Regions from separate parts of the Homo sapiens genome. Here region 1 is linked to region 2. A link is an interaction called in ENCODE POLR2A ChIA-PET data of the cell type or tissue named here. Cell type or tissue: GM12878. All regions are shown on one strand.

Region 1 (8,000 bases), 73 kb before region 2:
AGTTGACACTCAGAGTTAACCACGACAGGTTGAGTGGAACCCAGGGAGTGCCCTTCAGTCACCAGGAATCTACCCCTCCCCATCTTTCCACTCTACTTCTTCCTCGGTGAAGGCTGTGACTGCCCTGTCTTCCTGTACATGCCCATGGCTGAACCAGTCATTGTGGCCAAGGGAGTGCAGTTTTCTGGCTGGGGCAGAGAATGGGGAGAAAGGCTGTTGTGTTAGAAGAAGGGATGTCAAGCAGGCAAAATCAGGAGCTGTAGGCAAGCATAGTTTTGAAGGAAACAAAAACATTTTGTGCAAAACCAGCCCTGGAATACTGAAAGGTGGGAAGGAAGAGGGAGCAAGGAGAGACTGGGAGAAATGAAGAGTCCTTGCTGGAATGCCTTATATACTGCTGCTGGAGGTGGGCAGTGACATCAGTGGTCACCAGAGACCATATGTAACTGATGGGCTTATATCCATTAGCTTGATTTAAACCACTTTGAATCTCATGAAATTTTCCTTTGAGGAAAATTTAGTTTTTCTCATTGATTTAAAGTCAGTAATTTCTGTTCCTCTGAGCACAGAATTGCTTTTAATTATAAATGTATGACATTTAAAATTATTTAAATACAAATATTTTTACACCAAGGGGTATGGAATGTGGGGTGTGGGAAGTGGGGATGGAAGCAATGAATTTTTTCCTGTGCAAAAACCCTGCTGGAAAAATATTTTCCCTTAGTCATTCTTCCAAAAATCATCCCTCTCAGAGATGCTTCTTATTTAAAATTAAATGGAATTGACATTCAGAGATTTTTGAATAATTTAGCTGAACTTGTTTCAGTGATTACGTAATGGTTGCAAATGGGTCAAGGCCCGGGTCATTTGTGGGAAATAATAAATATATTTGTTTCCGTAGCCATTGTTCATCTGCCTCCCTCATCCTCATCTTCTCCTATCCCCACAGCTGCTTCCACTCTCTCCACACTGGAAGCTCCCTGAGACAGTGGCTCCCTTTTATCCATCCTACTCCTGGGGCAGTGTCTGGCATCTAGTATGCAATGCATCAGAGTGTGCTGAATTGCACTGAACGTTGACACCCGGGGAGCTCTGGCATTTAGGAAAGTAGAGAGTGCTATGATAGTTCTGTAGATTCTCAGAGAAGAAAGCCTCTTAGAACAAAGTCAACAACAATTATAACAACAGCTTCACAAATTTCTAGATGCACAGTTGCCATTGTTGGCAGCTTTGTACAACAAAAATCTTACATGCAGCTAATGTCTGTCAAATATTGGAAACCAACACTGGGCAAACTCTGGAGTATGTTTTCTGTGTTCCTACTCTTTACACCCCCCACCTTTTTAAAACAACCCTCCCAACCATCCATACATTTTCCATATTCAGATCTCCTCTACCATTTTCATTCTTTCTTCTAATCAAAGTAGGAAAGGACCTCATTTTAATCATTTTTACTTAATGAACTGATTATAATTTGAAATCAATGAATGTCATTTACTTCTTTCTCTATTATAAAATGAAAGAATGTGTCGCACCTGAAAGGGAATCTAGTTGTGAATAAGCAGCTAGGGATGGTCTACGTGTCCATCGATAGGTGCCTCCTTCCTTCTCTCCCCCACTTTATTCTTTCTTGGAGAGTGAGTGGGAAAAGGGCATAGACAGGGTTACCCTGAAAACCAACCCGAACAGTACAATGATTTCATCCGTTTGAGGGTGACTAGAGGGATCAAATGGAAAAGGTGGTATGGACTTTTTCCTACCCCAACACCTACTTCTGGGACCTGAAGATCCCTTTCTTTAGGGATAGTAACAGCACCTTGCCTTACTACAGGTACTTCTGGCAAATAGTCTCTTCCCTTCTTTCTACTGAACACAGGTGAGTCGGCTTCCTCACCTTTAACCCAACCCTTTCCATCTGCGCGCTTGAACAACAGAAACCACAATGTGCCTACTCAGCCCAGTGCCGTTGGGAGTTTGCATACATTATTGCTAGGCTGAACACAACCTTGAAGACAGATTAATACTGCCTTCATTTCACATGTGAGATTCGGAGAGGGTAGGTCACATTCTCAAGGTCACAGCACTAAGTAGCAAAGTCAAGAAGCTTGGGTTTCTTCAGCTCCAAAGCTCATGTCCACTGCACCACTCTGCCTCCCAGATGTGTTTTAATGTTGTCCAGCAGTCCAGCATTCATTTTTTAAAAAATGATAATATTGTTATTCAGCTCTCTCCCTAACCTGACTTCTTGGGTCACATTGTCATGCCTCCTGTATCATTTCTTATCATTTCTGCCTCCACAAAAATGTCCCTTTAGCACTTCACATGCCTTGTGACCAAAACCGAACGTAAAACTGTGTTCCCAGTTTTTGTTAATTCAGTTAAGTCACCTAGTTGCTTAAACCAGAAGCCTGGGACCCTTGACTTTTCCCTTTTTCATGCTCTCCTGTTTCAGTTGGTTGCCAAGTCCTACAGATTATTTCTCACACATACATATCCATAAACATAAACACATACATATACAGTGCACGTCTACCCCTGAACTCTCATTTTTCATTTTGTAAGAATCCTAACTTTTCTCTCACTGAAACCCCCATGTTGACATTAAAGTAATTTTTTCTAAGATACACATTTAATTACGTCATTCTCTTTCTTATAAATTCACAGAATAAGGTCAGAATTCCTTGGCATGGTATAGAGGACCAACACCTCACAATCTTGTCCCACCCTCCCCTGCCCGCCCCACTATTCCCTGCCATGACCCCAACTCCTTTGCTTGTTCCCAATCTACCACGTCTTTTTTTAATTTTTTTAATTTTTATTTATTTATTTATTTATTTTTTTGAGATGGAGTCTCGCTCGCTCTGTCACCTGGGCTGGAGTGCAGTGGCGCAATCTCAGGTCACTGCAACCTTCACCTCCCAGGTTCAAGCAATTCTCCTGCCTCAGCCTCTGGAGTAGCTGGGACTACAGGCCCCCACCACCACACCCAGCTAATTTTCTTGTATTTTTAGTAGAGATGGGGTTTCACCACGTTGGCCAGGTTGGTCTTGAACTCCTGACCTCAGGCGATCTGCCTGCCTTGGCCTCCCAAAGTGCTGGGATTACAGGTGTAGCCATCGCACCCAGCCCTACCATGTCTTTTGAGTCTATGCTTTTGCAGCTGCTCAACTTTTCATTTCTTGTTCCACATGGCCATCTTCTATGTGCCAAAGCCAAATTCAAATGTCAGTTCTCCTGTAAAACCCTCTCAGATTTCTCTGGGAAACTTAGCTTCTCTGCACTTTCACAGCTCTTAACACATACCTAGATTATAGAACACATACCGTTGTGCTTGGAGTGTCTGTTGACAGTGTACCTCTTGGCCCCACTAAAGTGAGAACTCCTTATGGGCAAAGATCTATATTATCTGTACTTGGAATTCAGACATCTCACACTGTTTCTGGCACACCATAGATCCTGAATAAATGTTGTTGGGTTGAATTCAATGGAATGTATCTGAGGAACAAGAGTTTCACAGTGTCCACCTTCCAGTCTTGCGCTTGTGATTTAAATACTCACTCACAGTTAAGCTAAGGCCGGACCAAAATAGGGAAGATTACAGTTTGTCTTTTCTTTCAGTGGCCTTTTTTTCTAACTTCCTTTTTCCTACTAGTTACAGCCCCTCTCCTCCTTTTAGATTCCCAGTGACCTAAATTTTTCCTGTCCTCTTCCCCAAATCAGGAAGGCTCTGGAAACATCACTTGTGTACCAACTGAAACTCCCAGCTCTGCGGCACACTAGCTGTGATCCTGGCCAAGTTCACTTGTCTGAAATTAGTTCCTCATTTCGAACATGAAAAGTATCGTATCTGCCTCCTAAGGTTGCTGTGAAAGTTCAACAAGAGGCCAGGCATGGTGGCTTACGCCTGTAATCCCAGCACTTTGGGAGGCCAAGGCAGGCAGATCACCTGAGGTCAGGAGTTCAAGACCAGCCTGGCCAACATGGCAAAACCCCGTCTCTACTAAAAATACAAAAATTAGCCGGGTGTGGTGGGGCAGGACTGTAATCCCAGCTACTTGGGAGGCTGAGACAGGAGAATTGCTTGAACCTGGGAGGCAGAGGTTGCAGTGAGCAAGATCGTGCCACTGCACTCCAGCCTGGCGACACAGTGAGACGCTGACTCAAAAAAATAAAAAAGAAAAGAAAATTCAACAAGAAACTCCAAGTAAAGCATTAGCACAATCCCAGGCATATAATAATAGCTCAATTAATTTTTTTTAAAAATGCCTTATTTATACAGATATGCTAATTTTTCCCAATGCATTTACTTTAAGAATTTCTATTTAATTGTGGAGCAAATGACCTCTTATTAAAGAAATCTTATTCAAATAAGACCTACTGGCAGCTTCCTTGGTGCCTGGCTTCCTACCTTGTACCGGGAATGCAGGGAGGAAGACTTGATCCCTGCTCTGGTGTGCTGATCCAGAGTCCTCAGTATAGGTGCTGACATGTGAGGCACTTCCAGGGTTCAGAGTGGAGGCATCTGAACAGCCCATGGCGGGTGCTGAAGGCAAGTTTCCCAAGAAGGGGTTCACGAGGGCTGGAATCAGTCAGAGGAATGTAATCTTGTCAGCGGAAACATGAGCAAGGGAATAGGAGTCAGGGTTTGACAGGAGAGGATAAATGACAAGTCATTTGGTTCAGCTGCAGCTTGGGTATGTGTAGGAGGGAGTCAGAAAGATGAGGCTGGAAGGATAAGCAGGTGGCCAAATCTCAGGGGCAACAGCAAGTGGGTGGTAAGGAGTGGGCTGTGGTTCTTCTAGCCCAGTAAGGCTCAACTGCGTTTGCATACTGGAATCACTGGGAGCTTTTAAAAATACCAAAGCCATGACCCTAGACTATTACACAGGAACTACTATGGGCAGAACTGAAGCATCATTTTTTTTTAAATCCAAAGTGATTCTAATACACAGCCAAGATTGAGAAATGCTACAGTCTAGCCCCTGAAATCACACCAACCCAGATTTGGCTGCCAAGTAACTCAGAGTAATTGTGGACCTTTAGCATGGGCAGGAAACCAAAAGCACATCCAACCTTACTCCTGTATTTTTAAAATTAATTAATTTTTATTGTGGTAAAATTAGACATAACATAAATTTACTATTTTATCCATTTTCAAGAGCACAGTTCAGTGGCATTAAGTACAGTCAGTTGCCGTGCAATCATCACCTCCAGCCATTTCCAGGTAAAATTACAAAGGCTTTTCATTTTGAAGTACAATCTATTTTTCTTTTGTTGACTCATGCTTCTGATAGCATAACCCCTGTATTTTATAGATGTGAACACTCATTCCCTCAGGGTGGGCTTCCCTGGAAACAGACTCTGAGATGAAGACTGGTGTACAGTAGTCACTCCTTATTGGTACTTTTGCTTTCTGCAGTTTTAGTTATCTATGGTAAACTGCAGTCCAAAAATATTAAATAGAAAACACCAGAAATAAATAATAAGTTTTAAATTGTGTGACGTTCTCAGTAGGGTGTAAACTTTCAAGCTGTCCTGCTCTGTCCCACCCAGGATGTGAATCATCCCTTTGTCCCCCGTACCCACGCCGTACACGTTCCCCATCCGTTAGTCACTTTGTAGCCATCTTGGCTATCAGATTGTTGCAGTATCGCAGTGCTTGTGTTCGAGTAATCCTTATTTTACTTAATAATGGTCCCAATGTGCGAGAGTAGTGATGCTGGCAATTCGTATATGCCAAAGAGAAGCTATAAAGTGCTTCACTTAAGTGAAAAGGTGAAAGTTCTTGACTTAACAAGGAAAGAAAAAAAAATTGCTGAAATTAACAAAATTTATAAGAACAAATCTTTTACCCGTGAATTTGTAAAGAAAAATATATTTGTGCTGGTTACAGCACCTCAAACTGTAAACGTCATGGCCATAGAGTATGATAAGTGCTTAGTTAAGATGAAAAAGGCATTCAGTTTGCAGGTGGGAGACATTAAAAGAAATGTGTTTTGATTGGCAACACGTTGCACCAGAAAGCATTGAGCCTGTATGAAGACAAGCATTGATCCCTACAGCAAGGGATCCCCTGAAACGAGTGACACCAAGCCATTTATTGCAAGTAAGGGATAGTTAACAGATTCAGGAATAGGTTTGGACTGAAAAATATATAAATTACTAGAGAGGCTGTGTCTGCTAATGAAGAAGCTGTTGCCACAGGAATACAGAACAATGGGATATTTTGAAGGAGCGAGAGAGACCACATGCGTATGATTTTACTGTAGTATAATTGTTCTATTTTATTATTAGTTATTATTGTTAATCTGTTAGCTGAACCTTATTAAAAAAATTTTATCAGAGGTACGTATGTATAAAAAGAAAATATATATAGGGTCTGGTACTATCTGCAGCTTTAGGCTCCACTGAAGTTCTTGGAATGTATTCTATGAAGATAAGGGGGACTACTGTATAGAGGGGATTACAGCATGCTCTTGGCATTGTTCCTGAACCAATATGGGGGTTGGGCTGCTATTTCTCGTGGCCCAATAATGAGATGCAGATGAACTGGGGACGAAGAGAGTATTTCTGTAACCAGTTACAGGGAGAAGGCCTGGAAATTATTGCCAGACCAACTCAAAATTACAAAGTTTTCCAGAGCTTATATACCTTCTAAGCTATATGTCTATGTGTAACTGAGTGAATTAATCTAAAGACATAAGTGATTAACTTCTTTTAATCTATAACTAAGGTCTGAGTCCTGAAGACCTTCTAGAGCCTCAGTAAGTTTACTTAATCTAAATGGGTCTAGGTGCTGGGGTGATTACCCTTATCTTGTCTCCTGCTAAATCATGGAGGTTTGGGGAGTTCCTTTAGATCTCAATAAACTTGTTTGTGGAGGCCCGAGGAGTTTCTTCAGACCCCCCAATAAAACTTGTTTAATCCTAAAAGGGTCCTGTTAAGAATTCCTTCATTATCTTGTCAAACTTCAAGGCCCATGAAAAGCCTAGGCAAAACTCTTGGTGGGCTCTTTGTTACATTCCAGCCTTTGTATAAGGGCACTGGCTCAATCAGCTTTTAATGTTTAACCTAGCTACTCAGTCAGAGCTGGGACAGTTGTTGTAATGCAGGCCTGCATTAGTGAGACCTGGCCTGCCACAATCACCACTGTCAATTTGTGCATGATTTCTATCATGCTTGTATATTTATTTATCACAAGATCATAGGGATATGGGGCATCATAATCTTTCTGGCTACTTCCTGCTGAGAGAGGGTCATCATTATGGGGACTGAATGCAGTGCTGGAGTGGAGGTGGTTGATTTGTTCCCTCTATTGGCTCTATTTCGGGGGCCTAGAATAGTATGCAACAGCAACACATATAAAGAGGTTGCTGCTGTTTTCTTCTAAAGTTTAAGTTGTCTAGTCTTAAGTTTGCAGGGCTTTACGAAAGCACAGCTCAGGTTTCAGTGATTTCCAATTAGGAAGAATGGGGGAAAAGGAAAAGAAAAAGGGAAAAATTGAAAACATTATTTTGGAGACCTGTAGCCAAAAAATTAGAATTTAATCCAAACTGTAGAAAACAATAAAAACTGAAAAAATCAGGCAAGACTAGAATTTAACAGGTATACTATAGTTTTGAAACATAATTTTTCTCTCTTCATGGTAGGACTGGTATGCTTTATTATATTTGGCCAGATTATTTGTATAAAGTGCAGCAAGAATAATTATTTTCACATAGGTCTTTTATATTGGCTTTGATGGAACTTTGTTCCATAGAAGGAATCTAAGATGAGACCTTTTTAAAGCCAAGCCCAGCCATGGATTTGTACCATCAAATACCTATGAATTGGGTGAATTCCTCTCCTCTTGAGGTTCCAAGATAACTTGGGGTTCCTGGCCTCTTGGAAAGTGACATTGTTTGCTTACCACAGATCAGAAACCCTGTACAGGGACTGTGTATGCAAAATATGAGGCCAGTTTTCCAAGGGCTTTATTGGCTCCATAAGTCAAGTTTGAT
Region 2 (8,000 bases):
ATTAGAAGCACAAAGTGTTGGGCTGTAACATTAGATATGACCTTTCTGTTCCTTTAAATATACTCCACTAGAGATACTTGAGTTATAGTTCTATACGGTTAGTTTATTGGTTTACTGGAGGTCACAAAGCCACTTGAACAGCTCTGGATTCAAAATTAAGATAATCAGTGTTACTTTTCCCTGTGAATAACTCTTCTAACCCTTCCTAAATAAGACAAGCGACAATCGGCCCCAGGCTTCTTTAAATGCTTTTATAGACACTAGACTTTTGATTTTGTTTCCCAGAAATAAGTAGTAACTACACCTTTGAATTTAGGACAGTGGCTCACTTTTTTGTTGTTGGTTTGTTTTTAATTTTGTTCTGTTCCTCTTTCTTAAAAAGCACTTGTGTATTGCAGGTCATCAGTATCTCTTGAACGTGTGTGTGTCTTGTGTGTATGTATACCTACACATGTAGATGGTGTAATCCTTTGCAAAATATATAGTATTGGTATGAATCCTTGTCTGTGCTGTACTATAAGTCAAATTTGAGATACCAGAACTATTTCCGGAAGCTGTTATGAGGTAGATAGTACTGGCTGTATAAAGTTACCACTCCCTTAAAACTTTTCACCAAGTACTGGTGCTTTATGTCTACCTTCTATATGGCTTCTGGGGAGAGGGAGAATTTCTGGTATGAGAAGAGATCAGGGGAGACTATTGGGAAGGTGTAATTTGAGCTGGGTTTTTAAAAGAAGGGTAGAATTTCAAAAGGTAGCGATGTGGGGAGGGGATTGGGGTGGCATTATAAAGATAGACTAGCATGGGCAAAGACAGAGGTAAGAAAATACTAAGCATGTTCAGAGAACAATAAGTTTGTCTAGGGAATGTGATTGACACAAAGGACCTCATAAATAAAACTAGAAAGAATTTAGAATTCTTTTAACATACTTTTTCTCTTATTTCATTTGAGTCTTTCTCTTGTGATTCTCAGCTTGTTATTTTCTATTTAAAGAAAGTAATATACAAGACTGAGCATGGTGGCTTATGACTGTAATCCCAGCACTTTGTGAGGCTGAGGCAGATGGATTGCTTGAGTCCAGGAGTTTGAGACCAGCCTGGGCAACATGGCAAAACCCCATCCTTACAAAAATTAGCCAGGCATGATGGCATGTGCCTGTAGTCCCAGCTAATCAGGAGGCTGAGGTGGGAGAATCACTGCCCCACTGCACTCCAGCCCGGGCAACAGAGCACAACCTTGTCTCAAACAAAGGAAAAAAAGTTTTTAAGTAACGTACAAATAAACTTAAGCTTAGCCCATTTTATAGTGTAACAGATTTCTAATTACAAGGCCCAAACTAATGAGACAAGTTTTTCTCTTTTTTCAAATCTTTAAGTGTTCTAAAATCCTTTATAACAATAAGCATATGTGCCACATTGCTGGCTTTTTCCATCTTAAAAACATAATTTTTACAGGGAACAAAAAGAAATGTAATGTTGAGCAGATAAAATAAAATAACATCAAAATAATTTGACATGTAAAGGAAAGAGAAACATTTTTTTGCTTGTCATTATTAATGCATTAGGGTACACTAATACAAGTAGTGCTGTGTTCAAGCTCAGTAAGATCTTTCGTTCCTAAATACTGTGTTTTCCTGATCTATACATGAAGGCTTGGGTGGAATGAAGTTATAATTCATTGACTTGTCTGATTTTTCTACCTGGAAAGCTCTTATTTATGTAGTAGGTTGTTCCCCCTTAAAGGATAGTTACTTATTTGATTTAAAAAAAAAATAGCAGTATACACATTGCATAGAAGTAATCAAGATAATCTGTTGTCCTTAAATAGTGTTCCTCCTTACAGGGTATGTTAAACATTAAAAAACAGATTTTGAACTTTAATTCCTAGAATATATGAGATGGACATGGAGAAAAAGATCGCCTGCTAGCTTAGGTGTGCCTTAAGGAACCTACCATTTGGAATGAAATCTCTAGGGAAACGTTTCTTCAGCTAGTTAGTAAGTGAGGTTGGAATCCTTCTGCTTAGACGGAATGAATAACATGTCCACTGGAACACAGCCCTCTGTGAGTCCACTTTCAGCTGAAATGAAAATAGATTTTGTTTATTCTTACTTATCTTTTGAATTAGATCTAATTAAATCTTCTCATTCTGGGGCAATTGTAAAAATCGCTACTTTGTATTGCTTTTATTTTGTGTCAGTCCCTACTAGACATTTGGAATTCATTATCACAAACATTCTTGTCTAACCTATGTGGAGGCTTTATGATTTCCATTTTACAGCCAAGGAGAGACCCAGACAGGCTCAGTATCTTCACCTGTGTTGCCAAACTGCTATCCAGTAGCAGAGCCGGGGCTTCCTATCTATGTCTGATTCCTGAATGTCAAAGCAGTACCACCTTCCTAGGTGCTAATGATTATTCACAAAGCATCTTACCTGTGAAAAAAACACTATTGGGGTTATACCTTTCCTCCTAGTACCGTGTGAAGGGCGAAATGTGTGCAGGACTGGTAGTCTTTGAAAAGGGTGGATGGTGGCAGTTATTATTTTCTAATCCAAGAAATGTTATGTAGTAAACAGTTACAAGTTTTGAGTAGAAAATTTAACAATGTAAATTACAAAATATTTAAATATAAGAAATTTTCATTTGATATGCTGATTGTTTATGAGTAAAAACCTTGTGTTGGGAAGATACACAGAGTAAATCAGAAAAATTAGTTTGATTTCCTTATGTCCTACCTATGAAAGAACATATTTAAGGTGGCTTGACAGCTCATTCAAGGGGATGAAAAATCAAGAGCCAAAGTCCCTGGCTCTCTTGTCTTCTCCTAAATTTTTTTAAATGTTAGTTAAAAGTGAATTCAATTGGTAACCTTTCTTTTTCATTAAGAACACATTCAGTTCCATGAACAAATTTGTTATTAACTCCAATGTTATAAGTAACATCTTAGAAGGGAGGAAGGATATATAAAGCTACAGTCTCAGACCTGGTGATGGCAGCTGACTAACTGGACTGAGTGCTATTTCTCATTTGAGTTTTCTTCATTCGCTGAAATTGCTGGAGACTGGGCAGAGATGGGAAATGACAGCATTCTTGACCCTGTGGGAGTCAGAGGTGCAAAGCATTCAGAGATAAGTGGATGAAAGAAATGAGGTTTGTTAATAGAGCCCAGGAAGTCAGAGAACTGGGGCTTGAAGAAGAAAGACCTAAAGGAAACATCTGCTAGCAGTTCCAGCAAGGTGGGGGTGGGAGAGCAAGGAAGGGGGAGGAAAGAGGTTCAGAATATCCACCTACGCTGCTACTAAGCTTGTTGAAAAGAAAGCTGGTCTAATTTGACGTAGACTCTTCCCCTCTGGATCAGAAAAAACAGAAGCATTACAATATGCTATTCATACAGAAAGTGTGATTAGAAAAAAGGAAAATGCACATGTGGGGTTGAGAACATCTGCTGTAACAAGTCATCTAGAGACAGCTAAGCAGTGGCTTTAAAGCAGCTTGCTAGTGTTCGGCAGAAAGGATGAGGAGGCATGGGGATGGAGACCAATGGGATGAGAGTAATTAGGTCATGCACCAGCCTCCGTCCCATAGCTTTTATTTTCTCAGTGATCAGACCCAGAGTCTCGTCAGCAAGGAAACACTGTGATTAATGGCATCAGCCAAAAATATGACATGGAGATAGATTGCTCATAGTATGGTGCAGCTAGCTGGTGCCTGGGAAACAAGCTTACGAGACATAACGAAATTGTGCACCACACATAATGTGAAAGAGACCAGTTTCTTGGGAATGTTCTTACTTTTATTTCTAAGTCATATATTTTGGGGACCTTAAATCTACTTTATGTGACATGCAGTGATAGCTACTCGATTTTGTAGTTTTTCCATCCACAGTGAACTGTCAAGACTGTAGGAGTAAATAATGACTAATGTGCTCAGTTGCAGAGAGATCACTGATTACTTTGGATAATTGTTATTTATTACTTATTTTAGGCTTTTATTTATCTTTATTAATGGTGGAATAGTGTCCATTTTCTAGCAACTTTCACATGTAGAGTTTGAGGTTCCCCCATCCAGCTTTTTCAGTATTCTCATGGTTGAATAATCCTGACTTTAGTGCCACCAGGTATTTGTATGGCAATGTGTACTTTTCCAAGGTTCACTTATTTGCGTTACTTTATTTAATCCCCACAAACTTCCAGTGGGCAGATACACAGGTGGTGTAATCCTAATTTAAAAATTTGGATCACTGGAAATAATGAGGTTTACTTTTTTGCCTGAGATCACACAGCTGGTTCCTAATGTGAAATGCCTAGATCATACCTTTCTCCTGCAAGTTCTTCCAGAAACAGTATTGAGGCATTGGGGCTCATGGGGATTCTGATTGGTGCACTCCACTCAGATTCTGCTGATGAACTGATAACCCTCTAATCTGGGTCTCCAGCCTTGATTTTACCCCAAGCTCCAAACTCACTGCCCCTGCTTACCTGGCTTATCTACACACGGAGGTCTCACTAGCAAATGAGCTCAACCGAATTCATCAGTGTTCTGGCCCCTCCCAGACCTCGTGATCTTGAGTTCCTTATTCTAGAGAATGTCATAACCAAACTCTCAGTTGCCTTATTTCTGCGGCACCTGCCACTGTCCAGGGCTGGGCCTTCACCAGCAGCCCTCTAACCAGTGTCCCTGTCACCACCCTGAACTCCCCTCCTCCGCGTACATTCTCCCCATCACATTCACATGTGATGGGCTTTCTGAAATGCAAATCCGATCAGTCTCTTCCCTGAGACTTTCAATGGCTTCTCTTTGTATTTAAGATAAGATCTAAAATTCTTAACATAGCTTACAAGGGCTTACAGAATCTGGCCCTGTGTTTCCACCTTCCCTCACCACTCCCTCTTTTTCAGTGTATATTGAATATTTTCCGGCTTCCCAGAGTGTGCCCTGTTCTTTTTGCCTCCAGGCATCTGTACCAGCTGCTTTCTTTTGGAACTCTCAGCCTAGACACCCTGGCCTCTGGGATGCCTGCTCTGCCACAGCGCCCTCTGCTGTGCTCTGGGTCTCCGTCCATTTCCCTCCCTGGACTGTGTTGTCAGGAGCGCCTGAGGCATGGCCATCTTGTTTGACGTTGTATTCCCATATTGAGTACAGTGTATGAATCAGCTGGGTGGATGCGACATTTTTGTTGAATGTATAAACACATGTTTCTAGATTTCCAGTGTTCTTTTCACTGAGATAGTTCCCCACGAATGTGCTTAATATTCTCTGGTTGATTTTAGTATTAAATGTTGAGTTCTTCCTTCTCTAAGATGTCTGTACTTTGTAATTGTCCATAAAATTTCTCTTTTTTCCCCAGTATGATGCTTTACTCTGATTAAATCTGGTGGCTTTTTGGATGAACTTAACAGATATCAGTAACAAACATTTATCAAGTAATTCCTATGGGCCAGGCACTGTGTTAAGTATTTTTCATGAATTTTCTGCTTCCTTAAAATGATTCTGCAAGTTAAGTACTATTGTTATCCCCATTTTATAGATGAGAAAATAGACACAGAGAGATGAAATAATCTACCCAGTATCACAGCAAATAAGTAGTAGAGTTGGGTTTTGAACTCTGCAAGTCATATAGTTAAAGCCCGTCCAGCTTATGAAAAACAGAGCTATAATTTCTGTTTATAGAAATGCCTGTGTTTTTGTGAGTTTCATAAAGGTAGTAACTCTGAATTTATGGACTGAGCATAGGCTTTGAAGCTAGCGTTGTAGCTGTAAAAAAAAGGAAACCCAGTCTTGTCTGTGATGAAGATTAAATGAAATAATGAACATAAAATATAGAACATAGGGACTGGTATATTGTAGACCCCTGGAAAATGATAACCGCTTATATTGAAGTTGTTCTAACTCTTCTACTAGCTTACCTCACTGAACTTGAGAACTTAAGCAGTTCCAGTGGGGTGGGGGTTTGCTAAAGAGAAAGTTGGATTTTTCAGTCTAAATAGAAAACTTATTTATAAGAAAACTGGAATGGCTAAGAAAAAGGGAACTTTGGATTTAGCTTGGACTGTATACACTTATATGAAGTTCATTTTAGCTTATTTTATGATTATGTTCCATACACATCTGTGAGCCAACATGGAAACCTAGAAGAGTGGCTATTTTCAACACTTCAAAAGTGCTAATTACATACTGGCCCATGATAAAGCTACATAGGACCATCTTAAGACGTTAAGTTTATTAGCTCTTGGCTCTATATCATGTCTTTGAATTTTAAAAATAGCAAATTAGTTATTACTTGGGGAATGTATTTTGATAGATAAAATATTTGAAAGAAATCTGCAGTGGAGAAATAATTTATTGAAAAGACCCTGATGGGGGAAAATTTTTGAACCACTATCTTATATCCCAAATAAGGTAAAATATTTTGTTATTATTACATTATTCCATCTTTTTCTGCTGTGTATTGTAAGAACTTTGGTTTTTAAGGATTTGCCCTCTGCTGCAAATATATAGCTTATCAAAGAAGGGGAGAAATAATGTTTTGGAGTTTAATTGTAAATGCTAATTTCTGTGAGGAGTCCTTTAGGAGGTTTCACTAAAGTTACTAAAACCATGCTGTCATGATATTTTGTAGTTATAATGATCATGAGCAATAAACAGTCAAAAAAAGAAAACCTTGAAAAAAGTAGGTGGAATACCAAGTATAAAATGGAAGTAATTTAAGTTGAAGTTTTATCCAGTGCCCCCAGATAGGCCCTATTTATTATGGGAATTTAGTATGTATTGATATACTTACTTATTTAGTAATTATTACATGCTGAAGGCATTATCTCACTTGCTTTATCTCATTTGGTCCTCACAACAATCCTAATAGATAGGTTCTCCTATCCTCAATTTTCCTGTGAGGAAACTGAAGTTCAGAAAGGTTAAGTTACTCATCCGGTGGTCACATAGCTAGTGAGTGGTGACAGGCCTTTCGAATTCCAAAGCTCCATTTCCTGTCATAGGTTATGATAAAGGTGAAATCGCAAGCCAACATGAAGGAATCCTTGAGCAATTCAGGTTGGGATTATCGGTTAGCACTTTAAAGAACATTTAGTTTGGATCGTTAGCCACATTTCATGTAACAAAATTAATTTCAGATAGGTCAGAGGGTTAAATTTAAAAAACAAATCAAACTTTTAGAAAAATTAGAGGGTAGATTTAAGTACTGAACCAAATTTCTGAAGCAGAATTTCTCTAAACTTTATAGCAACAGTTGAAATCACAAAATAAAAGTATGTACAACTATAGCATATAAAACAGGCATATAAAAATTAAATGATTTTTGAGTATCAAAAGTATAGATAAATTGGCATAAATTAAGAAAACAAGAATTCTTAGTGCTGACAAGGAAATTGTCATGTATTGCTTGTGGTATGATAAACTAGTAAAGGCCCTCTATAGGTTTAGCGAAAGTACATAAGGCACAAAAATATCATCTCTGCAGTAATTCTGCTTCTGGGAATCTTTTGTAGTAGATAATCTAAGCTATCGAAAATGCTATCTCCATGAAAATATTTTTGCAGTGTTTTTCATAAAACCAAAAATTAGGAAAAGAATAAAAAATGTCCAATGCGAGGATAGTGGCTAATCAAACCCCCCACTAGGTTAAATGTTTTTTATGTGTTTTGTTTTTGTTTTTGTTTTTTTGAGACAGAATCTCACTTTATCACCCTTTGTCACCCAGGCTGGAGTGCAGTGGTGCAGTCTCGGCTCACTGCAACCTCCGCCTCCTGGGTTCAAGCGATTCTCATGCTTCAGCCTCCCAAGTAGCTGCCCAGCCTCCCTAGTAGCTGTGATTTCTGGCGTGTGCTACCACTCCCAGCTAATTTTTTTTTTTTTTTTTTTTTTTTTTTTAGTAGAGATGGGGCTTTACCATATTGGACAGGCTGGTCTCGAACTCCTGACCTCAGGTGATCTGCCCACCTTGGCCTCCCAAAGTGCTGGGATTACAGGCGTGAGCCACTGCA

Evidence for each region. Peaks named below come from ENCODE experiments on the same cell type or tissue, not always from the same donor. Only the 100,000 strongest peaks of a DNase experiment are listed, where the experiment ranks them.
Region 1: POLR2A ChIA-PET joins it to region 2 with 10 read pairs; 2 of 35 experiments call an interaction of 5 or more read pairs at or near these places.

Annotation. Positions count from the first base shown.
Region 1 is chr2:190,602,548-190,610,547 of GRCh38, forward strand. The region is part of intron 4 of NEMP2-DT (NEMP2 divergent transcript); the gene reads left to right. It also overlaps a transcript of NEMP2 not described here. Among named protein-coding and RNA genes, the nearest start is that of NAB1, 43 kb to the right of the region's middle. RefSeq lists an enhancer at 5,043-6,242. In GM12878, no CTCF peak of the experiment used is centred here; a DNase peak (open chromatin) is centred at 3,814.
Region 2 is chr2:190,675,439-190,683,438 of GRCh38, forward strand. The region is part of intron 6 of NAB1 (NGFI-A binding protein 1); the gene reads left to right. Among named protein-coding and RNA genes, the nearest start is that of NAB1, 30 kb to the left of the region's middle. RefSeq lists enhancers at 377-446, 3,300-3,349. In GM12878, a CTCF peak has its summit at 5,047 (motif pointing left); DNase peaks (open chromatin) are centred at 3,413, 4,585 and 5,052; H3K4me3 peaks cover 2,757 bases; H3K27ac peaks cover 5,550 bases.